3 separate regions of the Homo sapiens genome follow, and all the other regions are linked to region 1. Evidence: read pairs that join two places in POLR2A ChIA-PET (ENCODE). Cell type or tissue: HepG2. All regions are shown on one strand.

Evidence for each region. ChIA-PET counts read pairs that join two places held together with the same protein. Peaks named below come from ENCODE experiments on the same cell type or tissue, not always from the same donor. Only the 100,000 strongest peaks of a DNase experiment are listed, where the experiment ranks them.
Region 2: POLR2A ChIA-PET joins it to region 1 with 23 read pairs; 1 of 35 experiments calls an interaction of 5 or more read pairs at or near these places.
Region 3: POLR2A ChIA-PET joins it to region 1 with 71 read pairs; 1 of 35 experiments calls an interaction of 5 or more read pairs at or near these places.

What each region holds. Positions count from the first base shown.
Region 1 is chr15:101,526,606-101,530,605 of GRCh38, reverse strand. It overlaps LOC124903567 (a long non-coding RNA gene), which reads left to right and starts at 2,232. Exons shown (of 2, transcript XR_007064784.1): 1 at 2,232-2,289; 2 at 2,746-3,841. RefSeq lists an enhancer at 1-287. In HepG2, no CTCF peak of the experiment used is centred here; DNase peaks (open chromatin) are centred at 2,095 and 2,995; H3K4me3 peaks cover 789 bases.
Region 2 is chr15:101,443,555-101,447,554 of GRCh38, reverse strand. It overlaps PCSK6 (proprotein convertase subtilisin/kexin type 6), which reads left to right. Exons shown (of 22, transcript NM_002570.5): 2 at 3,895-3,999. Among named protein-coding and RNA genes, the nearest start is that of PCSK6, 44 kb to the left of the region's middle. In HepG2, no CTCF peak of the experiment used is centred here; DNase peaks (open chromatin) are centred at 594, 904, 1,204 and 1,864.
Region 3 is chr15:101,438,091-101,442,090 of GRCh38, reverse strand. The region is part of intron 2 of PCSK6 (proprotein convertase subtilisin/kexin type 6); the gene reads left to right. Among named protein-coding and RNA genes, the nearest start is that of PCSK6, 50 kb to the left of the region's middle. In HepG2, a CTCF peak has its summit at 2,615; DNase peaks (open chromatin) are centred at 2,450 and 3,580; H3K4me3 peaks cover 486 bases.

The sequences.
Region 1 (4,000 bases):
AAGGAGGAAGGGGGTGGGAGGGACGGCAGGGCAGGGTGTGCCTTGCATGGGCAAAGAGGTCAGAAGTGAGCATTACATCAAGCAGGCCCGCGGCAGCTTTGAAGAGCACCGTCAGGGCAGGAGACAGTCCTCAAGCAGCAGCACAGGGCAGACCCTGACTGTGCGCACCAGGCTTCCCGCCTGCAAAGCACTTCTGGTTAATCATCAGAAAGGGAATATTGTAAAAGGGTATCAAGTGGCTCACAGACAACTCCCTGCTGAGTCACTGTGGGGAAGGGTCAGGAACCTGGAGGTGCCAAGTGGCCACAGCTATAGCCCCAAGACATGTGGCTAGGACACTGCTGGTGCTGAGCATGCACTAGCCACTGCTCTTCGCACCCAGGACACTGGGGCACTGCTCTGCCACCTGGGAATGGGGGGACGGACCCTGAAGTCTCCGTGCCTCCTGGGCATGTGGCTGCACAGCCCTGCTACCCCCCACCGGTGTCAGGGAGTGCACGTTCTTGGCCTTTTAGGCTTCTGTAGAGGGAAGCAGGGTTTTGCCTCCCACTAAGACGGTTCACTTCTCAAATGTTAAAAGGCTGTCCTGATGCTGCATAACCACAAAATAAAAAGCATCCAGAAGGCCAGGCGTGGTGGCTCACGCCCGTAATCCCAGCACTTCGGGAGGCCGAGGCGGGTGGATCACTTGAGGTCAGGAGTTCGTGACCAGCCTCGCCAACATAGTGAAACCCCATCTCCACTAAACATACAAAAATTAACCAGGCGTGGTGGCTAATGCCTGTAATCCCAGCTACTTGGGAGGCTGAAGCGGGAGACTCACTTGAACCTGGGAGGCAGGGGTTGCAGTGAGCCGAGATCACGCCACTGCACTCCAGCCTGGGTGGCAGAGCAAGACTCCATCTCAAAAAAAGCATCCACAAGAATGACCAAGTGACTGCTCAATGGCCATGGATGTTTCTGGACCCTGAGGGCCCCTGTTTTGCTGAGATGGAAATCATTGCTGACTCCTTTAATGTTGTTTAATTTTTTAAAAACCTCTTCAAGCATTCCTCTAGATTTCTGGTATTCAGAACTATGCTGTGAACACAGAAAGATTAAGGACTGTTCTTCTAATGCCTTAGACAGCCTGTGCCAATTGGTCTCAGAGTAGAGAAAAATATATTTATGCTGTGAAACCTAAATACCCAAACTAAATTCATTTTAGCAAAGATTAATACGCAGAGCCCCAATTCTTGTACAGATTCCTCAGAGCAGCACGTGCTGTTCGGCGCTTCTTCCTTTATAATAAATGGTCAGGTGTGCAAACAACTGTTTGAAGAGCCATTAGGAGTCAGTCAGCTGTGGTGTGGGCAGAGTGGGCAGTGGTATGCCAGGAAGCGCCCAGGGTTGCAGGTCTAGGGCATTGTGGAGACAGCAGCAGCATTCCTTGGTCCTGAGCTGGGATTCCGCATCCAGTTGGGCCCAAGCGTGATCTGTGTGTAGTTCCATGAGGCCTGGGTGGAGGGTGTTGGGAGTGATAGAATGTTTGGAAGGAAGTACAGGGGAGTGAGGCCTGATTCACCCAGGCTATGGGGCTGTGTGAAAATGGCCAGGCTCTTGAATGTTTGGCACATAGAGGAGAAAACTGTCATGAACAAGACTCATAGCCCCTGAAAATAGGCAGCTTGTCTTCTCTGCAAGACGGCCTGGCTGGTGTCCCTGCAAGCCCAAGTGTGAGCTGGGGGATTCGCAGGCAGGCTGGTGACACTTTCCATCAGTGGGAACCCCTCTACTTTCGAGCACCTGCCCCCGACTTCATGCAGGGAGTGCACGAGGAGTCTGCCTGGGACTGTGGATGGGCCTGAAGGACAGCCCAGCCTGGGACTGTGGGACGCAGCTGTCCAGCGAGGTGCTGGCTGGCCGGCCAGCAGCCACCACCCAGGCCCAGCTGCAGGGCTGGGTTTCCTGCAAACCGTGATTCTGGAGCAGGGTAGGTGACCCCGAACTGCCTGTTTACAGTTTTCATGCACCCTGGGGACACCGTGAGCCTCCCCAGCCCTGTGGCCTTGAGCTGCTGTATTCTAGAAATACCGGCAGCTGCCTGTCCCCTGAAGCCTCCCCACAGCTTTGAGCAATGATGAATATTGGTTAATCTCTCCTGTAAACAGCTGTTTTCCCGGCAACTGCCCAGCTCGTGTTAAATATTAACAAAGAGCCGCCTCCACAGCCGCTCACAGGGTGTCTGCTTTAAATATTTAAGAAATTGCTGTTCCTGTCCCTGAGTGACTCTTTGGCTCAAACTGTTCTGTAAGTGTTCTTGCCTCCCTGGTGACTGCGTTGTGTGAAATGTCCGACATCCCTGCTTGCTTGCTCTTTCTTCACCCATTGCTCTCTTTGTCTCTGTCCTTCCCTGTCTCTATCACTGTCTCTCTGTCTCTCTCTCTCTTAGTGAATAGTACTAAAAAATGTAAACGCTGAGGGTTGCACTCAGTCCTGGGTGCTCAGCCAAGCTGCCTGGAGATGCCCCAGGCAGGCTCCTGCTCCATCGAGATGCTGCGGAAAGCAAGTGGCCTTTAAGTGTTGCTGCCTCACACGCTCATGGTTAGGTGTGAATAGCTGGGGCACCCCACCCCTCGCCCCCATCTGGGGGTGTGTCTGCACACGTGTACTCAGGTGCCCAGAGGGTTGTGGAAATGCCGTGACCGTGTGTAAATCCTTTACATCTAAGTCCTTCTCACTGTTGGCACTTCCCATTCCCTTCAGGGTTTGTGGAAGACACGCCTGTTTTCTTCCCTGGGCTAACTGTGAAGCTCAGAAGAGGAAGAAGGGCCCGGATGGCAGATGAACCGCACAGGGCTGTGTGGCCTCAGCCCCGCAGCTGGGGAGCTCAGTGGCCTCCTGGAGGAGAAGCTGACTTTGGAGGACCTGGAACACCATGGCTGCTGGGAGTTGGGGCTGTGCGGGAGGCTTCTGTCTCTGTGTGGCGTTTGGTCATAACCACTGGACTTTGGAACATCCTGCTTAAAACCACAACTTTGGCTGGGCACGGTGGCTCATGCCTGTAATCCCAGCACTTTGTGAGGCTGAGGTGGGCGGATCGCTTGTGCTCAGGAGTTCAAGGCCAGCCTGGGCAACATGGCAAAACCCTGTCTCTACTAAAAATACAAAAATTAGCTGGGCATGGTGGCTCACACCTTGGGTGGCTGAGGCAGGAGAATCACTTGAATCCAGGAGTTGGAGTCTGCAGTGAGCCAAGATCACTCAACTGCACTCCAGCCTGGGCGACAGACTGAGACCCTGTCTCAAAGAAACAAAACAAAACAAAACAACAGCAAAAACCCCCACAACTTTACCTAGACTCATCTGTGAAAACTTCAGTGAATCCGGCCTCAAACTGTCGCTATGGGGGAGCCACTGGCAGCTGAGTTTGTTTAGATTCCTCCTTCCTGGGTGAGACCTGGGGTTGGAAACACCATTGAAATTCCCTCTAGTAATGGGCTCTGTCGTCCAGAGGAAGGGGCAAGACTCCCCCACCCCCACTTCTCACCCCTTGCCCGGGGTCTCTTCTCCCTTCCTGACCAGGAGCCTAAGGAAGGCCTCAGGTAGAAATAGAGAAGCATCTTCCTCCCTCTGGGGCCAGAGATTTCCAGCCGAGTTTTGTGAGACTCCAAGACTGCTGTGCGTATCCTCAGAGCTGCTGAGATCACCTCAAAACAAAGCCCGTTTAAAGTCACTTTCATTTATTTCAAGAGCTACTGTGAACCTCTCAGGATAAAATGAAAATGAACTTCAATTCACTTTAATTTTTAAAAGATATGTTCGTTTAATATCCTTTTTAAAATAAAAACAGGGAAAAAGACGTAGTGGTTTCAAGTTTGCAATTCCCATCCGGCCCAGGTGAGGCCACAGGGCCACCTCCCGTGAGAAGAGCGTGGCCTCAGGAGGGCAGGTGGCACAGTGCATGAGCCTGCGGCGAGTCTCGGGCTCTGCCTAGGGTCGGGGGAGGGGCTCTCTGCAT
Region 2 (4,000 bases), 83 kb after region 1:
ACCCTACTCGTGTATCTGTATGTCATTTAGTATCAAATTTTGTCACCTGCTTGTCTGTGAGCAGAATGGGGAGGCTGCTGGTTTAGGAACTGGGAGCCCCACAGTGTGACATAGTCTTAACCTCCCTGGGCCTCAGTATACTCATCTGTGAAATGGGGACATCTCTGTGGGTCCTTGTCACACCCTAATCTGTGAGTCAGGGCCAGAGGGCAGCCAGGTGTCCTTCATGTTCAACCAGGCCAGTGGCCACATCCCCACAGGTGACCCTGCGTGAGCCTGGGGGCCTCACAGCCTGGCATCCTGTCCCCCTTCCCCATGAAGGCACCCAGAGATGTGAAGGAACAGCCTCCCTCACTGGGGAGGGGCAGAACCTCCTCGTACCTGGGGTGGACCCTGCTGTGGTAGGTCAGATGAGAAGCCTAGAAGGGCTTAGGTGGGTGGGGAGGACGAGAGACAGCAATGGCTGTATCATAAACGCAGCATCATCCGGGCCGACGAGACTTTCAATGGGCCTGTGTTCCTGGGCAGCTGCTCCTGCCTCCTGCTGTGTCACCTTTGATTCTCTCACTGGTTTTGCCCGTGATGAAAACCTCACACTCCTGACCTGGTGCCTGATGTTGCAAAGGGAGGGCAGAGGGCAGGACCACATGAGTCAGACAGAAGGACGGGGCCTCTTGGAGCATCTGACAAGGTTTATGGAAAAAGCACGTCTCAGAGACTCAATGAGATGCTGAAGGTCTAGGCTTGCAGCCGCACCTGTGTTTGAGTCACTCCGTGTATGGACCGCCACTTCCCAGCCCTAGAGAACCCTTGCTTGACATCAGAGACTTTGGTGAACTCCCCTGATACTCTCAGCAGCAAATGCTGTACATCACAGGCTGGCAGCCTTTTCTGTTTCAGAGTTCACATATGAACTCTTTGATCCTCGTGGGCTCTAGGGTCTCTGTTGCAACCACTCAGCTCTGCTATTGTAGTAGGAAGGCAGCCATGAACAGTAGGGAAAGGGTGGGTGTGGCTATGTTCCAAGAAAATTTATCAAAAAACGGTAGGTGGATATATACCCAAAAGAATTGAAAGCAGGGACACGAGCAGATATTTGTACACAGCAGCATTATTCCCAGCAGCCAAGCAGTGGGAGTAATCCACGTGTCCATAAATAGATGAATGAATAAACAAAATGTGAGATGTGCAGATAACGGAAGATTAGTCAGCCTTAAAAAGGAAGGAAATTCTGACACATGGTCCAACACTGATGAAACATGAGCACATTATGCTGAATGACATAAGCCAGTCACAGAGGACGAATGTGTGATTCCAGCTTCTTCTGCAGCTGGCTTTGCAAGGGCAGCCTTGGCTGGTGTCCCCTTCTCCCCTGCAGTGGGAGCGTCCCTCCCCGGCCCCCCAGCTCTCATGCTAGGCCGGACATAAGTGTCCAAACAGATGGAGTTCTGGCCGCTGCTGCCTCCAGAGGTGGTTGGCCTGGTCAGCATTCTGGGGACTGTCTGTGCCTTTCCTGGATCGTTCGTGGAGAACAGTTGACATCAGCCCAGACCCAGGGGCCTTTGCAAAGGACAGTCATGGCGGCCCCGGGGCAGGGGGCTGGATGGCTTTGGGACTGGCCTTTGAGGGGAAAGGTGGCTTCCCCAAGCCTGGCTTAGCTGGTCAAAGGCCAGGTGCTGCCCTGAATGGCTTCCAGGCCCCCCTGTCATGAGCCTGCTAAGGGTCAGCACTGCTGCAATTAGTCTCTTTGCCAGCAAGTTTTATTCAACTCTTCGTTCCTCCATGTCCCTGACTGGGAATTGACTCGAATGCCCAGAGTTAAAAGACCAAAAGTTACGTAACGTCTCCCAGGGATGATGGCAGCTTATGAGCAAACATGTTGATTAAACACTGCGGCAAGTTGAGACTCGGTGATTGCCTCCGTAGCTAAATAACAGCTCTAGTGCGGGTGAGGAGGAGCCTTTTGACACGTGTGGCAGTTAACTTTGTTGAAGAAGTGAGCAAGGTGACTTATCTGTAGGAAGAAAAATAAAAGTGCTTGTGAGCAAAATAGGGCAGAAATAATGAGGTTTATGATGGCAGAAAAATGTGAGAATCAGAATTGCGGAAAACCGTGTATCGAGCACTTACTACCTGCCTGCTGGGTCTCTGCTAGCTCTTTCACACGTAAATATCGCGTTCAAATTTCGGAGCAACCCTTCAGGGTGGTGGTTATTAGTCTCATAAGGAAACTGAGAGAGGGTAAGCCCAGGTCACCCAGAGGGAAGGGTCACATTAGATGCAGACCTGGATTTGGCCAAAAGCTAAAGCATCCCAGACCCAGAGAAGGGAGTGGAGGAGCCCGAGAGAGAATCCCAGCTCCCAGGACCACCAGCATTTGCTGAATGCCCACTAGGTTCTAGACACTCAGCTAGGCTCTATATAGGTGATTCCCATTGATTCCTCATGACTGTCTTCGTATTTGATGTTCTGTGGTTGTAAGCAACAGAAACACACTGGAGCAAGCTGAAGTAGAAAAGGGAACTCTTTATTTCGAGGACAAAGTGGTGTCTCCTAAACCCACGAACAGGAGACAGCAAGGCTGCCAGGGTTGCCGGAAAGGAGAACTGAAGGGAAGCAAAGGGGCTGGGAGGCTCTCTCTTGCACTCCTGCCTTATCTTCTTGTGTAAAGATATGAAAATGGCCACAGCATCCAAGTCCCTCCAGGTCTCCACCTGGGCCAGTCAACTCTATTGAGGTCAGACTATAGCAGACTAAATGGCTATGAATGAGGTGGAGGCAGCCAAGGAGTTGTGAGTCGGGTAGGCTTTAGTCCTACTTAACTTTTAAAGGTAAGTACCTTTATCCCCATTTTACACATAAGGAATTGAGATTCCCATGAGTCAAATGTCCTTGTCCAAGGTCACATGGCTAATCTTGGTGGAGGGGTAGGAAGGGTTTGGACCAAATCGATCTGACTCAAAACCCATGTTTGTAATCATCATATAGAACTGCTGTAGAGGACCATTAGTCTTAAATTTACCCTTTAATCAAGCTAGAAAAGAAACCAGGATGGTTTAGCCTGAGAAGATCAACCTGAGGGTCTGTATGATATCCAGTCCATCTTGATTTTAAAATCCTTTTTGGAGGATGGTGATCAACTAGCCCTTCTCTACAGCCAAGAAGCAGGCCTCCGATAACAATGTCCCCATGCTCGAGCCCGGACAGACGTGAGGACAAGCTGGTGCTACAGCGAGGGCCAGCCCTTCTTGAAGGCCAGGGGCTGGGGCACAGGGCTGCTGTTGGTTCCATCCGGTCCTCAAGCTGAAATCTGTCCTGACAAACTGCCCCTGGCAGAAAATTGGGACACCTCGGAGGTTTAGATGTTCTCATCTGACCCTTTCACAATCCCCAAGCAGATGGATCCATGTGTTTTCTTTGGCTGTCCTGTTGCACTGGAGAGTGAGTGTTCATTCTTCGATATTTCAGTTTACCCATGGGGTGGAGAGGATGGGGTTTGTTTATAAATGAATGTTTTGGTGTAGACCTGACTTGACACCAACTTAGCTACTTCAGGGATTCTTGGCCCTAAACGAACATTCATTTCTGTCTAAAAAACTTGGCCATGATAGTCCAAACTTTAAATGATGTTAATTTACCGTGAGATGTGATGGAGTATGTGGTCCATGGGAAATATGACTTAGTGTTATTTATCTAAAAATGAGTGTCTGAATCCACCTTCACGTTTATAAACACTGCACACATGCCAGAGATATGAGGAGCAGGGTGATGGAGGGTGTGTTTCCTCTGGGAGAATGAGCCCCTCAGATAAGGGGGAGATTCTTGTGGGGTGGAAGATTTTGGAAGCTGTTCGTGAGACTATTAATTGATGGCATTCTGCTTCTTGTCTTGCAGATTGGAAACCTGGAAGATTACTACCATTTTTATCACAGCAAAACCTTTAAAAGATCAACCTTGAGTAGCAGAGGCCCTCACACCTTCCTCAGAATGGACCCCCAGG
Region 3 (4,000 bases), 89 kb after region 1:
TAGGAAAAAAGCCAGATTGTAGTTGCTCCTTCCCAAAGAGTGGGGCACTTGGGGAAGGGTGGATCAGTAGAAAACTGAGCAGCAGGGAGCCTCTGTACAGGGTGCATAGGCTGATCCCGGAGGAGGCGTGAGTTCTGTGCGGTTGAGAGACCGTCATCTGTCATCTTGGAGGAAATTCTAAGCTAGGAAAGAGGTCGACGCAGCATCCCTCCACACTTTCACTTTAAGCAAGCACTTGATCTGCCGTGTGAAGAAACATCCTCATTCTTCAACTGAAGTCTTTTGAGTTGTTGAATTGCCACCACGCGGATAGTTACAATGAAAGCAAGCTGTTTGCATGCAGGAAGCCCATCTCATAAGCATGCTCTGAGAAGAGACGGGGACCGTGGATTTCTTGGTCTTCTTTCCATGAGGCCTTCCAAGAATTAATAAAGCAGATTCTTAATGGTTAGAACTAAGGCAGAGTCGAAATAGGAGACTTAATCTGTGTTTTGACTACATCCTCTGTTGTTGGTGACTATATTTTAAAACTTTTAAAGGTACTCAGGTCGACTGCTCATCCCTTCCTTCCAAAAATATTAATGGTGCACCTGCTGAGTGCAGGACCCTGTGCCTGAGTAATGCAGAGCTGCCCAGCAGGTCTCTGTGTTGCTGAGTTCTCGGTGAAGATGGGGATGGGAGACCTGTGCATGAGCAAGGCAGGCTGAGGCAGCAGAGACAGACTCTGTGGGGGGCTTGAGGGCCACCATACCCTGGACCTGCCTCCTCTCTGCAGCACCTGAGCTGCTTGATTGACCCATTTTAGGTGTGTTAAAAGTCCTATATTCAGTTTGGGTCTGAGGGCAAAGCATTCCCAGGCATTAGTTGTCTCCTCGAAGTCAGCAGAAGGAAGGATAGAGACTTCCTAGGCAAAGGCTAACGTAGCAGTTAAATTTTTTCAAATAAAAATCTCCTTCTCACAGAGCTTCTTAATAAGCTCCTGGCAAGGCTTCTATCAATGCATCCTGCCAGTAAAGAAGAAAGGAAGAAAGGTAAACAGCCTGGGCATCCCAGGCCTTCCTGGAACGTTCCTAGGATTGGCTGATTGTTTCTCATAGTTCTAATTAAATTGTTAGCCCCAGGGAAAGCACACAGACATCTGAACCGATTATGAATTCAGAATCGCAACTGAAATACCTCTGTTTAAATTTGTCTAGCTTTAATGCAAACCAAATCAATTAGCTGTCAGTCTGACTAATATTTACTCCACCCAGTCATTACAATTAAACACTTGGTGAAATTAGCTGTTTTATGGAAGTATTTAGTGTTATCTTTTATTGCAGTGCATCAGAACGTTTCCCTACGTTGGCAAAGCATTTTTATGATACCTTCACATCTGGAGAGTTGTGTAATTAATATTATTAACAAAAGGAAAAGATGATTTAATATTATTCAGAGACTTCGGAATGCGAGGCTGCCATTGTGTTCAAATGACCAAACTGGAAATGAATGTTATGGGGCTTAGGATAAAGTTCCATCAAATGCAGACGGTATCTTATTTTAATTAGTTCCAGTCCCTATTGTATAGGAGTGCTTTGATAAGTGATGGAATGTACAGTCCACCCCATGTCACATAAAAGCAGATAGAATGTACATTTGGGAAAGCAAAACAAAACTCAAGGGGGTGTCAGCAGCAGGACTCTGTTAAGCACGTGTGTGCACGCACACTTATTAGGCATCTTCTTCGCACTGATCCTGTACCGGAATGGTACAGTCATTTTCCTTGCATTCTTAATTACCTTTACTTGATGTTTTTCTTACCGTCTTTGAAAAGGGCCATTTTGCTCAGATTGCTTTGTTACTCAGCCCTGTCCTTGGAGGAACAGCCCAAGTGTTCGCAGTGTGCAGTTATCGGTCGCTGGGTTTTTCCAAGGCTTGTCATTTAAGCAAACTGAAAGCATTTGTTTTTAACTTGTTCTTTTGCCAAAAGTCTGGAGAAGGGTGGATATTACAGAAGCGTCGACCAATCACTGAAAGGGCTCACAAATTTTTTTAAAATTACTTGTTCTGATTATGTTCCAAGCTGGCTTATAGTTAGTCGTTGCTGCCTGTGTCTTCCAGACCTTACATTTTAGCATGATGACTTGGGTTCAGCTCTTTTCCTTCCCTACAGATCTCAGCCAGATTGGTGATGGAAATGGAAGGATAAAGATGTTCAGAGGGAGCCTTGGTGGCTCCTTCTAGGGCCGTAGGAGGCTTGGGTTCAATGCTTCATTTCAGTGCTTTAAAGCTTAGAAGTTGCAAAATGATTGCAAGGACCAGAGGAGGCATTCTGTTTTGTAGGATGGGACTTTGCCCCCGGAGTTTAATCAAAGCTCGGGTTTCCTTCCAGCAGTGATGCAATGTTGAAGCAGATCTTTCCATTAACCACAGATGGAATTTTATCTAACAGTTTTGTGTGCTAGAGCAATTCAAAGTGCAAACAAACAGAAAGTTCCTGACAAGAGCACATAGACAGTAAGTGACCACATTGGTCTCAGGGGTTGATGAACTGTGTCATGGGCTGAGGGCAGGGCCAGGCAGCTGCCCAGGGCCCAGAGGATTTGCCCACGTGGGGACGGTGGACTGCTCCCCCATGAGGGTGATCGAATGACAGTGACAAGTTGGCTGTTCACATTTTCAGCACCACCCAGCTGGTTCTAGTGGCATGGCTGCTAGGAATTGGTAAAAAGTTTGAATGTGTAAATTTACCTTAAAAGACAGCATTTTATTCTTTCACGACATGCTCTGCCCTTCCGCTTAGATATCTCAAAGACAATCCAAAGTCAGTATGTCCCAAACCCAGCTCACTGTCTCTGACCCTAGTCTGTCTCAGAGGGAAGCGCTCATCCGCATTCCACTGCAGTGCCAGCGGCCTCTCCTTCCCCCCTACACTTGTTCCACCTCCCGTACAACCTGGCCCTGCCATGTCCTGTGTCTCCTGCCCTAGGCCCAGCTCCTGTCATCTCTTGCCTGCACCACTGCACTGCCCTCCTTGCTGGCCTCATGTGGGCATCCTTGCCCCGGCCAGTCACCTCCCATGCTCCTGAGGGATCCTCTGAAATACGGCCACCACTGGCCTTTAAGATCCTCCTCGGGTGACTTTCGCTCTTTTTCCCTCTGCAGAGCTTTTGCACAGACGGCTCCCCACCTTCCCCTGCTGTTGCTCTCTTCCCCACCTTCCCCTCTGGGCTCCAATATCCCTGCCACCAGGAAGCCTGCTCAGAGGCTGCGGACTTGGCCTGCTCTTCTAGCAGTCGTATGTTTGTATTCTAGATCTGGCCCTAGAGTAGGAGCACACAGCAGTGTTTGTTGGGAACGATGACTAGTTCAGTTTGTTTGGGATCTGTCAGGGACAGACAGAGTCGGCAGGGGAGCTGCAGGTGGTTCCTGGGGGACCTGGATCGTCAGGCTTGGGAGGGCGTTCAGTGTTCCAGAACCAGAGGAGAGGCGATGGGAAGGCGGACTGACGCTGCTGTGCGGATGCCTCGGGAGAGAGGAACTTGGAGTTCAAAGCATGCAAGCCCATCTCTTGCCAATGCAACAGGAGGTTATCGAGGGTCAAGGCCACATATCATTTGCTTTTACTCCCTTACAAGTCCAGCAGCAACCCAGAGAACAGTAGACAATGCTTCCTGAAGCATATCTCAAGTTCCAGAGATGTGACTCCTATAAGCAAGTTGTGTGTAACATAAGCAACTTCTTTCTATGTAAATACTTTAGAAGTAAATTCTGACCCACCTTGGCTAAATTATGGAAAAATCCTAAATATAGTTTTCAGTTGACAAAGCTGTATCCTGTATTGCTGAAGCTAAAATAACAGAGGTACAGACAGTGACTGCATGTCAGACACGTTGAGCAGTGTTGGACCTCATAGTTTGTTAGTCTGCGGGGGCAGTTGTAACAAAGTCCCACAGGATGCGGGGACTTCAACCGCAGAACCGTATTGTCTCACACTTAGGAAGGTTGGAAGACTGAGATT